Linked DNA regions of Homo sapiens: region 1 is linked to region 2. The links are chromatin loops, found by intact Hi-C in ENCODE. Cell type or tissue: PC-3. All regions are shown on one strand.

What was found. A loop is a pair of places that touch in the nucleus more often than their neighbours do. Peaks named below come from ENCODE experiments on the same cell type or tissue, not always from the same donor. Only the 100,000 strongest peaks of a DNase experiment are listed, where the experiment ranks them.
Region 1: a loop joins it to region 2, with 2.3 times the contacts of the local background. A loop is called at or near these places in 5 of 110 quality-filtered maps.

The regions. Positions count from the first base shown.
Region 1 is chr11:122,090,793-122,098,792 of GRCh38, forward strand. MIR100HG (mir-100-let-7a-2-mir-125b-1 cluster host gene) reads right to left here. Exons shown (of 5, transcript NR_137179.1): 5 at 1-948. Among named protein-coding and RNA genes, the nearest start is that of MIR125B1, 5.1 kb to the right of the region's middle. In PC-3, no CTCF peak of the experiment used is centred here; no DNase peak of the experiment used is centred here; H3K4me3 peaks cover 2,188 bases; H3K27ac peaks cover 2,939 bases.
Region 2 is chr11:121,887,194-121,895,193 of GRCh38, forward strand. The region is part of intron 2 of LOC107984402 (a long non-coding RNA gene); the gene reads left to right. Among named protein-coding and RNA genes, the nearest start is that of MIR125B1, 210 kb to the right of the region's middle. In PC-3, no CTCF peak of the experiment used is centred here; DNase peaks (open chromatin) are centred at 2,918, 3,328 and 7,578; H3K4me3 peaks cover 1,127 bases; H3K27ac peaks cover 2,180 bases.

The sequences.
Region 1 (8,000 bases), 200 kb after region 2:
AGAGCTGCTGAATGTCTGGGTTTAAGTCAACAAGATGTGTGTATTCATTTCCTCCTCCAATTACAACCACCTAAAGAACTCCATTTTCTCCTTCCTTTCCATTTATCTAAATCTTCCACATCACTCAAGGTTCATCTCATATTTTCCTGTTTTATAACTTTCTTCCCTAAGTAAGTCAGTTTTGCCAACTTGATGGCAAACTCCCCTGAACTCATCTTTTGCTTGGTTTTGTTTTTGATCTTATCCTCTACTGACTCTATCTGTTACTTATCTTTGCAAACATTTCTATAACTTTTTCTAACTAGATTTAAACTCTTTAGAAGCAGTGATTTTATCTGATAGAATCTAGCTTTCTTGATTAAAAAAAAATGATCGATTGGTTAGTGTCAAGTGGACCAATGTGGTACTATGATTATTTTACCCTTTGAATAGCCTCTGACTACTTTATTTTAAAAGTACTTTTATTCTGTAGGTCACTCTCAAGATCCAACCCTATGTGTGGCTAAAAATCATTCTCCTTGTAGGATTCATTTTGTTTCTTAAAATATTAACACATTTGTGCAATTTGGGATTTTGAAACAAGTGCATTAATAAGCATATCCATACTAGGAAAAAAATGAATGTCACATGAATTTAAGTACAAACAGAGGAATACACATGAGGAAGGGAAAGTTCTTGGCTCATGAAAATCTAGATGTCATTATTGAGTTTTTCTGTTTCTTGAAAAGATTGTCTCTTGTTCTGAGAGTTCTAGTGGCAGAAGCTGCACAATTTGGGGGTGTTTCTTAGCAGAGGAGGTGTCTTCAGGTGATCACTTTCTTTGTTTCAACTTCATAGTTGGCTTGAGAGTCCATCAATATAGCAGTCTCTTCAGTCTTTGTCCTTGCACTGGGGAGACATTCCTGAGGAGGGGTACTATAGGACCAGCTGAAAGGAACATCAACACAACTAAAAAAATAACAGAACATGTCACAGAAAGTTATCACATTGACTCTTTAATAATAATAAATAAATGTAATGATACTTTGGGGACCATGCTAAGTCTCACTAGAGATGAAATGCTGCATCACTAGAAAAATGCTGTTGTTTTACATTGTTCCCCTTGCTAAAGAATCAGTCAGCAATGGCATTGCCTGAGTGTGTGTGAGACACCACTCTAATGGCTCTGGGAGAAAATGCTGTGTAAGAAAAGCTTCAGGTTTATCCAACAGGGAACTTACTAAAATGGGACACATAGGGAAAGAACAAAAGAACACATGACATTGAGGACAGATTCAAATAAATCCAAGGAGTGAAAACAAAGTAAGATAGCTGTGGGTACATAACTGCTTAGGAATGCAGGGCTGAATGAAGTCACTAGAATTGTTAGGTGTTGTCAATTCCTTGTATTTGTCTTTGTATTCCCAGCGCATGGCACAGAACATGGTATGGAAAGAAAAAAAGAAAAAAAAAAGAAAGAGGGAAAGACGGAAAGATGGAAGGAAGGAATGAAGGAAGGAAGAAGGAAAAAGAAGAACGAAAAAGAAAGGAAGGAAAGAAAGAGAGAAAGAAAGAAAAGAAAGAAAAAGAGAGAGGAAGGGGGAAAGGAGAAAAACCGAGAAGGATGGAGGGAAGGAGAGAAATAAAGAAGAAGGTTTTCAAAGTGTAGAAGAGGTGGGGGGACAGATTATGCAGAAAGGAAAAGCATATCCTGGAGCATATTCAATGACTTAGAAGCCAGAGAAAGCAGGCTCACTTAATTCAAGAAGAGATTACACATTCTGAGTGGTTTTAGAAAATGGGGTAGGGCAATTTCCAGGTGGCTTTGAACACGTTAAGATTTAATTTGGGAAGTATGATGTGTTACTGTAACTATTGTAGGCTTCTGAGAGGAATATTAAGATGACTCAAATGAATCAAGTGGAAGGAAAAACGTGAAACTCAAAGGAGTTAATCCAATGGAAAAAAACGAACCATACTGCAAGAAATTAAATGAAGGCAGGCCTAAAGAATATAGTCTTAAAATAGAAAGGCAGGTGCTTGTCGGGGTTTCTTCTATGTTAATGTTAATTGAGAGAAATGGGCTTAGAACTCAGATCAAGAATTTGCTTCTCCCACTGTGTAGCTTTTTTCATTCTTCAGCTGTTCTTCTTTTCTGCTACTGCCCCTTCCTGAAAGTGAACTCCAGTCCTTACTGTTTTAGCATCAACGCAAAATATGTTAGTAAATACAGAACGTGGAGGTGGAATCAAATATAACTTTGAAGGACGACTGTTGGAACAAATGAGCTCCAGATCCACCGGTTCTGGAGTTGTTCCTATGCCTCCATACTTTAGAATACCTTCAAAAATTCTTAAAGCTGTAAAAGAATTTAGAGCCCAACTAATCCAACCCATGCATTTTAAAGATAAGGGTATTTGAGAAGAGTTGTTATTAATGTTTCTCTTTTTTTATAAAAGTTGTTATGAATAAAATATACTTCTCAGGTAGATGTTTCTTTAACTGAAGACCTTATCATCAGCCTCTTCATCATGCTTACACAATGAAGATGTCTAATAAGTCAGGCACACCAAAAGGGGTACACTATGACACATCACTGCTTTCTGCCCTAAACACTTTTGATACACCGAGGATGCTGGCTCCCTAGATGGCAGGTATAATATGTTTTTTAATCTGTAAAGTAACTAAGTGTTAAACGTTAATAGGTATTTTTCTGATTAAGCATGCAATAACTGATCTTGGATGAGTAATTAAATATACATCTTAAAGATTTTAGAATTTATTATTTTGTGAACATTGACAGGGATGATGGGGTGCTAAGCTTTTGATACTCATTTGTAAAACTCATTTTTTAATAAATTAAAATATTATGTATTAAGGAATAACATTTTGCACAATTTTTTATGGCTCATTTGGATATCTAATGATGGCAAATCCTTGAATACATGAGCAGGTGAAAAGTAAACCTTGTATTGCTTTGGTATTAGGTAGCTATACATCACGCAAAATGTCTCTTTCTAATAGGGACTCCATCATTAAAACAAATTTTGAGAAACAGATAGTATAAATATGTGAATGACCATATTCTAGGTGTCTACTATGAGTCAACTGTTCTACAAATCAGCTTTCTTTGGGCTCTATGCCTACTCAATTGCAATGAGTCATATCTTGTATCTCAATATAAGCCTCCCTTGGAATCCTTTTTGTCTCCCAAACACATAAGCATAAATCGAGACCCTTGTATTGCCTTGCCCGGGGTCCTTCTGTGACCTGATGGTAATGATTCTCCAAATTTGCATCAAGAGCCTCTTCACCTACTGAGCCAACTACCAGGCTGACCAGCCAACTCGCTGTTGCTCTGACTGGGCTATTCCTTAATAGGTAGATCTTCAGGGATCAGTTCCCTGGAAGGAGGCTCTCCAGTGGGGCCATCAGTAGACCTTGGACATCATGTCAAGACGTTAAAAGGGAAGTTGATGTTAGTGCACAAATAACCTAAGGCAGAGTTTCAGTATTCAACATGTGCCATGCAAAACAGTGAAAAACAATAAAAGAAATTGCTGATTATTGTTATTGTTTTGATTACTTTGGTTAAATTAAAATTATTATCTCTGCCTAAGGTCATTTCCCTGGCATTCTATTTTGTTATTCCAACAAAGGAACTAATATTCTCAATTACTTCAAGTTGTCTAAAGTCAGAAAAAGACTAAATCAATCAAGAGTAGCAAATATTTTACAAATTAAGCAAGTGTCCACAATGATAACCCTTTCAGAGATAATTAATTTCCAACATCTAGGTCGCACATATTTATTCTTGCATAAGAACACAGATCGTAGAGTCCTCGTATCCCTATATTAATTAACAAAGAATTTTTTTAAAATAAGCTTATTTTAAAAAGATTCTACTCAGGAACCATTTCAATGATGAGAAATGCACAAGAAAAGAAAAAAACTCAAGTAGGCAACATGTAAAGCAACAGACAACTATATGCACATTAGTATAATTACACATTGCAAATTATATCGGATGTATCTAATATCTAATTTTTTGAAAGCTGATTCCACTTGAGACTTCAATAACAGCATCAACATTTTGCAGGTGGCTCCTTCTGTATAGTATCCAAAGGGAATTATTCCTCTAATGTGCTTACAACCCTCAAGTAAAAGCTAAAGCTCTCTCTTAAAGGACCAATGAACAATGAACACTAGGAATATTACCTTGATAAAGGAAGGGGGGAGGGTTTCACCATACATAATATTCAGCACGGTTATTTATTCTCTTCCTTCTGTGCCCATGATATTTATTTGCTTCAAGCAATAAGAAACAAACTTAAACAGGAGACTCATTAGAAAATGTGAACGAGGCTACATCTATATTTTGAGGCAGCGATATAAGAAGCTAAGGGTTGATAATTTCTTAGATCACTCGATAATAGAGAAATGTTCAACAGAATGGCAGGTTATATCTTTGACTGAAAACAGAAAGCCCTACATTAAATTCAGCACTTCTAAAACATAGGATTAATTTGTCCTAAAGAGGACACCAGATCAAAGCTCTGCTTTGAGAAACAGGCTTTTGTCCTCATCTTTCTATATGAGTTAATCAATCATCAAATAACCAAAATAAATTTGTGATCTTGGAGAACGAAGCATATTATTCAAGGTGATTGGATCCATTTTCTTGATTCCTCCTTCAAGATCTTTCGGCTAATTAGTCAGGGTTACTATAGAATTATTTAATTATCTGCACTTTTGTGCAATAAAATATGTTGTCATATCACATACTTTATCATGCTGTTGCAGTTCACACTTAATGATGCCTCTATAGTTAGCTGTTTCCTTTGTTCTGCTCAGTAAGTGGTTTTAGAAAGAGGGTGGGCCGGGAAGGTGGAGCCCTGGGGTTTGTAAAATAAAATCATATATTCCTGGTCTACATGCCAAACTTTATGCATTTAAATGAATTTCTTCTTAGAAATTAAGTGGCAATTCCATTCGTAATAAGCTAAGAGGCACAGGTCGGTGACTTGGAATGCAACCGCAACAGTGTTACTATACCTTGAACATCTCTCTAGTGCATTTCCACTGCAGTGCAATGGTAAAACGACGATTTAATTTTTTTTTTTTTTTTCTAATCAGCAAGGAATGTCTTTAACAAGGAAGAAGTAAATTATGATAATTACTCTGAATGGTCGGATCCTTGAGCATTACTAATTAGCATTTATTGCCTGGATTATAGAACAATACATGTGAAACCGAACTGCGATTGCTCTTTTACGTTGAAGACTTGAAAAGGCAATGGAGCAAAAAGCCAGCATCATCGGTAGTGTAGTCAGTAGTTTACATCTCCTTGATAGGACGCAGAACCCCTCACTTTGGAAACACGCAAATATGGTCCTCAGTATTTATGGCCCATTCATTTTTTTTTTGTTAGTCACATATTTACATAAGATATCATAGTCATGGTAGACTAATGAGAGGAGAAGCATTTTGGTTATGTCATTTCGGGATAATTTTATCAGTTGTGAGAGTTTAACAATAAAGAACATAAAACTTGCTGTTTCATAAAAATATGAAATTTTCCTGGAGAAATTTTGACTTAATAAAGGAACAAAGAACTCAGTTTGTAGTGAATAAAATTTTACATTCACTTCCCCACTTTCTCATAGAAGATCTACAGTTGGGGATAACCGATAAGAGGCAATTGGTTTCTGGCTTAAGAGCCTTTTTCATTAGGAATTTTCGGTAAATTAAAGTCTGAAATTAGAAAAACATTAGACATTAATCAACAGACCAACACCAGTCACGTAAATAAATGGCATTCGTATAATTTGGCAGCTGAAATTCTTAAATAATCTGGCAGGTACAAGGAGAGAAAGAGGAAAAATGAACCGTTCATCATTCTCACTGCGGTCTCACCGTTTCCCTCCACACCCCATTACAGCGAATGAAGAGAAAGAACATCGTAAAATATAAAGCCGGTACTAAATACAGTCACTAGTCTTCCAATACCTTCCATGGATTCCCCACCCTGATCCTTTCTAGTTTGAAAGAATAACTTTGACTAAATCTGTGAGGAGATAAAACAGGCTGGTGATAAAAATTAATTCTGCTGAATGAGCAAATGCATTTGGATTGCAGAGATGCAAATAAGATAATACTTTTCTTTTCCTTTGACATACCAAGAGGATTACTTTAGAATGTTAAATTTGATTTTATTAGAATATATTAGCAGTGTTTTAATTAATACCAATCAAACATTTTCTTTCCCTGAGGCTTGATGTGTTCCTCGCTTTCTAAATCATCTGTCTTTTTTTCATCAAAAAGCCCCTCTACCAAATTACCAAAGCCTTTGTTACATTCTTTATAATTTTACTGTATTCAATGGAAAATTATGAGCTCTTTACCTAAAGGTGTCTTGCCTATAGTAATATATTCCCAGGTTCTAGATTTAAAATGAATACTGTTCATTAGTACACATATTTTTTAAAGGTAGAATTAGAGACTTGAAAAGAAATATCTTCTGTATTTTTCTTTTGGGGAAAAATGTTGCAAAAGGAATTTTGGCTGGTTCATATTATTTGGCTTTTATTCTCACTAGAGCTTCCTAGAGCTGTTAAATTCCAACTGCCTTGGTTTTGAGCTGGCATTTCTTTGGAAACAGAGGCAAAAAAGGAATTTTTAAAAAGGAGGTGGGGAGAGAAACTAGTTAAAAATACGGTGAGCCAGTGTGCCCTGTGAACTGAATTGTAACTGTGTGTTCCAAGGAGGTGCTGCATTGCATTTCACTCATTATCCTCTCCTTTTCTCTCAAGCTTCCTGTCCTTCTGTGTCCGAAAGCTCCAGTTCACTTCTTTCTCTTTTCTTCCCGCAACGCACCCCCGCCCCAGTTCCCCGCCTTATTTTTTTTTTTTTAATCTGCCAAGCTGGATTTGCACTTTTAAAGATCAGTATCAATAATGCCCTGCTTGTTTCGGTTGCACTCTCCCTTTAAAAGACAGCCCCCTCTAATTGATGCGTCTGGGCTAGTCTAGACTGGTAGTGATTGAACCAACCACCAATTATGTTATTCATTTCACTGAACTTCACTGATGGGCTCGGTGAGGAAGAAGGGGTGTTGAGAAACCTGCCCTTGACTGAAGCAGTTGCCTGCTGAAATATAAAATCTTGTGTCGTTATGCACTTTTAAATGCCTGGGTGATCAGTTGTATGATAGCAACCTCGGAACATGAGCAATCCACTTGAAAACATGTAAAAACCTGAGAGTGCCTTGAAATACAAATTAAAACACTTGTATTAAATTACTACCCTGTTATCACTGAAAATCACGGAAGAATTTTACCTGGCATGTTTTTATTGATCCATGTATACATTTTCATAGAGTAAACTGCAGATATATTTTAACTTCAAAAAGCACCAACTGTTTTACAAATGTTGGATATGAATAATGTGGTAATATAGATTCGTAAGTTAAATAGATGCCTTGCTATAATTTCCAAATACCTATGCATACACATCAGCTAAGGTAGGGGAAGTCATTAAACCATTGAATATAAACTAACGATGACTCGACAATCAAATAACTATTTTTTTTGAAGCACATTCGGACTATCAAAGACTGGAAAGTAATATTCTAATATTACTACACAAGAGGTTTCAACAAAAGACGTGGTGCAATCGTTGCATAGTTCATATTCTCAGTTCAATTTTCTGATACAAAATGGTTTCTTGATTGCAATTTGGCATTAATGACTAAAATTGCAATAAACACTTAAAATAAAAAACAATAACAGGCAAAGAACAGTTTCCCTAACCTTCAATTACATGTATAAAACAAGGCTACAACCAATATAAAGTCTTTAGAAGAAGAAAGCATTTGGATTGGGGTTGATTTAGGTGTTTTTCAAACATAGAAGAGAAATGTTGGCCCAATAATACGAAAATTGTTTAAATGATATTTTATACTAGAATTTTTCACAACAAAGGAAAGGTAAGTTACTGTTTCTCTTCCCCAACTACGAGAC
Region 2 (8,000 bases):
CTGGCAGCACATGCTGTCCAGACCCTACTCCCTGCGCCTCATCCAAAACTTGCCAATGCCATTGATTTGTATTAATCTGATTGAGCATTCATTACCCCAAGTACCAACCTGTCACTGTTTGCTTAGCTTGCATGAAATCAGAGCTACACAAAAATCAATGTGTGAAATCTTTGTATCAACATATAAGAAATAAAAAGGTTTATGCTGGCAGATGCAGGTTTTTAGACAGATTAAAACTGACAAATTGGCACGATCCACAATGAAGGCAATGATGAGGTGCAGTGAAATGTCAAAGGTTTTGAAAATGGCATGCTGAGGAAGACATGCATTATTGTCAGGGGGAAAAAAGGAAAAAGAGAGGGTTGTTTATAATAAAAAGCATTTGGATTTGCACAAAGGCGGATGACTTTTTTGAAGAAATAACTTGCAGTCAGTAAGGCTGGTGCAGTGTGATTGTTCTCCAAGAAACCAACAAGAAAAGACAAGGGGTTAATGCTTGAGCAAGGTCACAGTGTGCAGTAACAGTGCCAGGACAGAATGGAGGAGGCTGGACGCTTACTTCCGCCAATCACTGAACCCTCTGACACTCAGAGGGAGAGACTCTCACCTCTTGCCCTCCACATTGACTTCTCCTTCTCAGGGAACACTTCCCTTTCAAACAATCACAAACCCCTGACAGAATTCTAAAGCAGACTGATCAGAGCAGACATCTGTATGTTTTGCACAATTAACTGTGTGTTCTGCACTTTAATTTATAAGACACTCATGCATTGGAGCAAAATATCTTAGCTTATATTGCAAAAACATCTTTATTAAGGGTGATGGCCAACTTAATAAAAAAGAAAAATTCACTTCTATTTGTGACACATTCGGTATTATACATATTTATATACATAGCACCATAGCACTCTATAACTGTGACCAAAAAAATTTCTTTTAATTTTCAGTCCCCATGTCTCACAGCATACTTTTGGACCATCTGCTTTCAACACCACTGGGTTGTATATGCTTCAGGAATGCAAACTCTCTTTTTAAAAAACAGTAGCTAGGAAAGGTAAATATGCTGCTGCGGAAGGAAAAAAGAATCCTCTCCAAACAACTCAAAAAACATTGTTAATATACATGTGCACCAAAACCAAAGGAAATCATTTTTTGGCAAATATGGAGAATGACGTAGTGGAAAGAGACTAAGCATTGGAATCAGACTTGAATATGAATCTTGTCCCTACCACTCATTGGTTCGGTTTGAGGTTTTTATCAATTTTCTAGACCTTCTCCTGGACACTGTAAAATAGAAGCAAGACTGTGTGGGAGTTTTATGAAGATTACATGAGAAAGGGAATGTGAAAGTTCCTAACATCATGCCTAAAACATAGTAGACTTTCTTTCTTTTTTCTTTTTTTTCTTTGAGACGGAGTCTCGCTCTGTTGCCCGGGCTGGAGTGCAGTGGTTCACTCTCGGCTCACTGCAACCTCCGCCTCCTGGGTTAAAGCGATTCTCCTGCCTCAGCCTCCCAAGTAGCGGGAATTACAGGCACACACCACCATGCTCAGCTACTTTTTTGCATTTTTAGTAGAGACGGGGTTTCACCATATTGGCCAGGCTGGTCTCAAACTCCTGACCTCAGGTGATCCATCTGCCTCGGCCTCCCAAAGTGCTGGGATTACAGGTGTGAGCCACCATGCCTGGCCACATAGTAGACTTTCAATGCAGGTTTGGTCTCCATCAGATCATTTGTCATTAAGGGGGACCATCTGCATCACCATCTCCCCCGATTAGAGTGGATACTATAGAAACGCAGTGATTAGTACTTTGTTATGTGGTTGTAAATAGATGCACAAATATTTTCCAACTCTAAAATTTTTACTCCTCAGAGCAATAGAGACACAATCAAGTAAATAAAATTGACTTTTGTTACTATTTGGCCAGGATTCTTCTGTATGTGTGTTGGTTGAAGCACCCAGTGAATCTTCTCCCATTGGGCCTTTTTGTTCAGGTTATCTCTTGCTGCATTAAAAACCACCCTAAAACCTAGGCACGTAAAACAACGATCATTTATTTTGTTCACAAATTTGCAATTTGGGCAGGGCTCTATCTGGAAGGCTTATCCCTGTTCCATGTTGCATCACGTGGAGAAGTTCCCTAAGTGTTGGAGGATTCACTTCAGGATGACTCACTCACATCTGGTAAGCTAGTGCGCCATGTTGGCAGGCAGCTTAGCAGGGGCCAGTGGCTATGCGCTCCCATTTCTTTTCATGTTGGTCTCCCTAGGTGGCCTGGTCTTTCTCACAGCATAATGGCTTACAAGGGCAAGCATCCTGAGACAGAGAGAACCAGGTGGAAGCTGTATCCCAGTTTACGACAATCATATAGCATCACTTCTGTCATACTCTGTTAGCTGAGGTATTCACAAAGGCCTGCCCAGGTCAATGAGAGGGGACATAGGCTCCACCTCTTGAAGGGGACTGACAAGCGTCTGGAAGAGCACGTGTGATGAGAAATATCACTGTGGCCGTTTTAGGAAAATACAATCTTCTGTACCTTTTTTTTTCTGGTCTTTTGATTGCCATCTAGTTCAAACCTTTATTACAAACTTGCCAGGGTTAGGACCTATTCTTCCTTTTTATTTGCTTTTCCATTCAGTCTTCTCTTATTCCCTTCCACACTGAATTCCACTCTGAGCAGGAAGGACAATTCTGATTATTTCTCTGCTCCCATCCCCATTCTAAAACCTTCTTTGACTGCCCATTGCCTATGGAATGACCTTCAAATCTCTTGACGTGATACTCAGTGATTCCATGTCTTCATTATCTGAAACCAACTCTGCAACCCTAGCTCATTCTAGTCTAACACACAGATCCTAATGTCTCAGAGGAATTAGACTATAGTTCATTTCCCTGAGGCAACCTTGTGAAGTAAAAAAACTGTGGACTTGTAGACTTTGGAGTGAGTCAGACCTGGTTTCCAATCCAAGTACTGCTACTAAACCTTTGTAAAGTGAGTTTAATAATACTTATCTTGGGGATTGCTGTGAGGATTAAATAAAACAATGTATGTAAAGTGACTAGCATAGAGTAGATTTTAAATAAATATGATTTTCTTTCTCCCTTTCCATTTTCCCTTTGCTTATCTAATTTCAGCACCTGTTTTTGAGGAGTGTCCTTCCAAAGCAGGTTATGAACTGGGTCTCCCAGACCAGTGTTTCCCTCTGCATTGCCAGCAATCCAGGCAGGAGGAACATTCAGGGCAGCGTAGCCTGTGGAACTACCTGGCTCCATTCCACTAGTCACAGAAACCCACATTGTGAGTTGGCAGCACCAAGGCACAGGATGGACATCCCACAGTCCTTCAGCCTGGGCGCCTTAAATGGCTTGTCATACACCAACAGAAACTGATTCCTGATTTACATGCCTTTGGAAATAGTTGTGGCATTGTGGTTCATGTTCCACAAATCCACACTGGATTGGGCAGATGTCCAAAGCAGTGTTGCCACAATCCCTAAGAGCCTCCAGTAATTTCCTTCTTGAGTTCCTCACTCTTTGGAGCCTGTTTAGAAGTCTCCAATCAGTTAGGGCATTTTTTGGCTACTTCTAACGTTTTGCCTACTCAATTCACTTATTAATTCTGTTAAATGTATACCTTTCAAATTAGATTTGCATTTAGTAGATGATTTACTTAATCAATCAATGGGAAAGTTCCAAGAATTGCAATATCCCTATTTCCAATAATTTGTAGAATCTTAAAGAGGTCATCCCTCTCATCTGTATCAGAAGCAGCACATCTATGGCAAGCAAGCCAGCTCATTAGACTTAACCTTTTAAGGAGTTATCCACACTAAGAATAGCTCAACATTACAGCACACTCCCTTTTTAATGGAGTTATACTGAAGCTGTTCCTCATTCTAGGATAGAATTTGCTTTAACGTTGGCATCTCCCCATATATCCTGTAAGCCAGCCGTCCACAGCCTCGCCTATGATGTACTGCTTTTACACTGTTCCAGAAAGTGACTTAAAAATCTGAAAATCTGCAGACAGGCAGTGTTGGGAACCCCCATGCAGAGATTAAACTAGCCTCCCTACGCGAGACTGAGGGCAAAGAAATAATCCGCTTCTTGTCCTCTCCCCTAAGCCCCAATCTTGCTTTCAAATTCCTATTGCACTTTCACTTCCTCAATGAAACCTTTCCCAATTTAACTCCATTCAGTTTCATTGCTCTATTCACTCCCTAACATGAATAGTTATTATTTAAAAATTTATTTAGCTCTTCTATCTGTCAGATCCTGTGCTAAGCACTTTATATTAATTATCTCATTTACTTCTCAAAATAACCCTGTGAAAAAGATATTATTTTCGTTTCATACATGAGGAAACTGAAGCTCAGAGGTTAGTGAATCTGTCTGGTGTCACACAGCCTGTGTTAGAGCCAGGACTGTAAGTCAGGTCGCTCTGTCTCTAGAACCTCCCTTAACTATCCTAAAATGCTACCTATCCCACGAGGCTTTCTTGCTGTTCTCCTAACCAACCCCAACTGATTCCACAGTTCTTGTGACTGAAGAGTTTAACACTCATTTCCTTGTGTATCTGCCTCTCTAGTTTGTTAGACTAAGAATCACAAAGGCAAGACATCCATGGTCCAGAACTTTACTCTGGTGTAGTGGAAAGAGTGCTGAACTTAAAAGTATCATAATTTGAAGGCCAACTCTTGGCTTCTGTTCTTCTTATCTGCGTGAACTTTGGTTGAGCCAATCTTGCTGGACCCATTTCCTTATCTTTAAAATGATGGCTATAAGGCCTATCTTGGAAATTCTGTGGGCACAAATGTTAGGTAAAGCACTGCAAAAATGTAGAACATTCTTTTATATCATCTCTCAAAGCCCCTTAGAGAGAGTTTTGTTTTCAGAGGGTGATAAGTCACTTGTGGTAATTTTAGAAGCTTGGGAAAATAGTGCTCCAAGTAGATACCTGGTGCAGCAGCAAAGTGACTGTTCAAAGGAGCCTGAAGATCTGGCCTGGGTTCCTGCTGGGTGACGGACGAGGAGCCAAGCAACAGATTCCCAGAGCCATTTCCTTTGCTGAACAATGGGAAAGTGGAATGATGTGACTGGCAAGGTGCCAGGCAGCTGTTCTTCCAATCCTTGGAGGATAGCAATGGTCTCACATTGCAGGGAGAGGGATTGAAGTTAAACCTGAGGAAGTTATTTCCTGAGTATAGGCACTGTGAGGCTCTGGAATGCAAGGTTAAAGAAGGCCGGAATGCCCTTCTTTGAGAATGCTGAAAAAAGAACAAAAACCCAATCTCTTTGAATGTTGCATTGCCTGGAGGCAGAAGAATGGATTCATTCCTTTTGGACTAAGGCATCAATATTGAGAAATAAGATCTGCTTCTTGTGTCATCTCACTTGGCATAATAGGAAACTTCTTTTCAATCCTTGTAAGAAGTGACACATGTATCCCCTACTCTAGTAATTATCTCCACACCTCTTCCCTTCCCCAAACATCTGGTCCAGCTCTCTGTTGACATCAGTTCATTCAAGTGGGCTGACTTCTTGTCCATAAGTTCTTCAGGAAGTACATGCCCCTAGGAGCAAGAGCCCAATGCCTAAGAAAGCTTCAAGAGTCCAAATAGACCATGGAATGCACCATGCAAGTGCGGCAGAAGATACCTTCCCAAGACTGTTTTTATAGGCAACATCTACCTGTGGGTTTTACTTTGCAATTGCAACCTTAAGTGCTCCACCCATCAATCATCGACCACAAATACATAGCATTGGCTTTGTGAGCAAGAATGCACAAACCCTTTCCCTTTATTGTCTCCTTCCTGCCAACAGAGAAAACACTTAATTAAAAGTCATTGGGAATTCCTCCAAACAAAAGAGAAATGAAGCTTTTGAAAGGTGCAACATGTGTGAGGCCTGGACCCATAAAATCATTAACCTTCAGAAACCTAGGAGTTGCCAACACAATGCTGAGGAGTGTGGTGTTTCCATTGCACAATGTCAATGAGCACGTCAAGGAAATATTCAGCCACATAAACGAGCTTGCAAGGCTGTCCCACTTCTTTTCAGTGTTCCTAACCTTCTCAGTGTCCCTGAGACACAGTTGCTCCAGGTGGATACTTCTTACAATTTGAGATAAAATTCTCACTTTCCAAGGCTTGAATTTTTCACCACAAAAACAGAATAATTTAATTGTTGTTTTAGTACGTGGACCAGCACCATTTGCATGGTCCTCAAAAACAGCATTAAAGTAAAGATTCTTAGCTTGAGATCTATGGGTCAGTTTCAGGAGTTTTTGAACCTATTAAAATTACATTGAAAATATGTTTATGTGCTTGTTTCTGGAGAAGATGGTCTAAAGCTTTCTTTATATTCTCTTGATGGGCAGGTGGTGATGGTTGGGTTAGTAATTTTAGAATGTAAACAACTACTGCATTCAAGGCAAATGCCCTTCAGTTACTCCTCTACCAACAAAGAGTCCCTGGCACATGGCACATAGATCTCCCACCATTGATTTGCTGAAGGAGGTCCTTCTTCTTTATGGTAATATCTAAGCAGAGGCAGTAGCATTACACATCAGGCAAGCCACGGGGATTTGTCATCAGAAGCAGCAGACATAGAGAGATGCTAGTCTAGATGATCTCTGGATCTCTTCACTCTGAGGTCCTAGGTAGGTCCAGTAAACTGTGACCCAGAAATGGAGCTTTGGATCACATAATGGGCATTTTATTTTTGCTTTTCTTTTAAGGGAATATGTAGTTCTCATGCCTTTCTGGTCTTCAGGAGACTGAATCTGACGAGCAGAGTAAGAATGGAGTGTTTTGGCTACAGACGCCTTTTACCTGGGGGTGTTTGGGTCAGGGGATGTCGGAAGTGGATGGTTAGACAGGGTGCCCAAGGCCAAGCAAATGGCCTTTGAAAGTTCAGGTGATGCTCATGGGACACCTGTGGGCAGGAAATTGCCTGTGATCTAATTGTGTTTGGAAAGGCCATACATGACTTTTCTTTTTTAGCATCATCAGGAATCACTTTTAATATTTTAAGTTTAATTTTTATTGAGACGGAATCTCCCTCTGTCGCCCAGGCTGGAGTACAGAGGCGTGATCTGGTCTCACTGCAACCTCCAACACCCAGGTTCAAGCGATTCTCATGCCTCAACCTCCCGAGTAGCTGGGACTACAGGCCATGCCACCATGCCCGGTTGATTTTTTTTTTTTTTTTGTATTTTTAATAGAGATGGAGTTTTGCCATGTTGGCCAGGCTGGTCTTGAACTCCTGACCTCAGGTGATTGGCCCACCTTGGCCTCCCAAAGAGCTGGGATTACAGGCTTGAGCCACCATGCCAGGGCCAGGAATCACTTTTAAGAGTTGATGGTTCTGTTGTCTTTTCATTATATGGTGCTAAGAATTAATTTGGTTGTAGTCTCCACTAGCAACTTCTTGCCCTTGGGTTCAGTAGGAACAAGATCTTCCAAAACAAAATCGACACTAACAAGGTATCATAACGTGGTTACTCAATCTGGATCCAAACCTCCCTCACCTTCTGGGTTCCTAGGTCTGAGCATGAAGGGGGCAGGGTACCCAAGTAATGACTGAATCATCAGCACAGCCCAGCAACCACAGGCAGAGATCAGTGGAAAGTTACAACAAACCCCTGTTGCTCAGTAGAAGAAACAAAAAAAGCCTAGCATGAGAGAGACATAAGGTGGAGTAACTTAATTATTAATTAGCTAATTTGTTCAAAAAATGTTAATGTCCTTACCATGTAGATAGCTCTGCAGCACGGCATGAGCCACTGTGGGAGAATCTGTCCTCAAGGAACTTGTAAGCCCCTTACATAAGCCATAAGACTTTGAAAGCTGAAGTGCAAAGAACCCAATTAGCTAACTACGTACAGACAGTAACTGCTGTGGGAATTTAGAGAAGGGAAAGATCTATGGGGACAAGAAATGCATTATGGAAGTAGTGAGAATCTGAGTGAATTTAGAACATGAGTAAAATTGG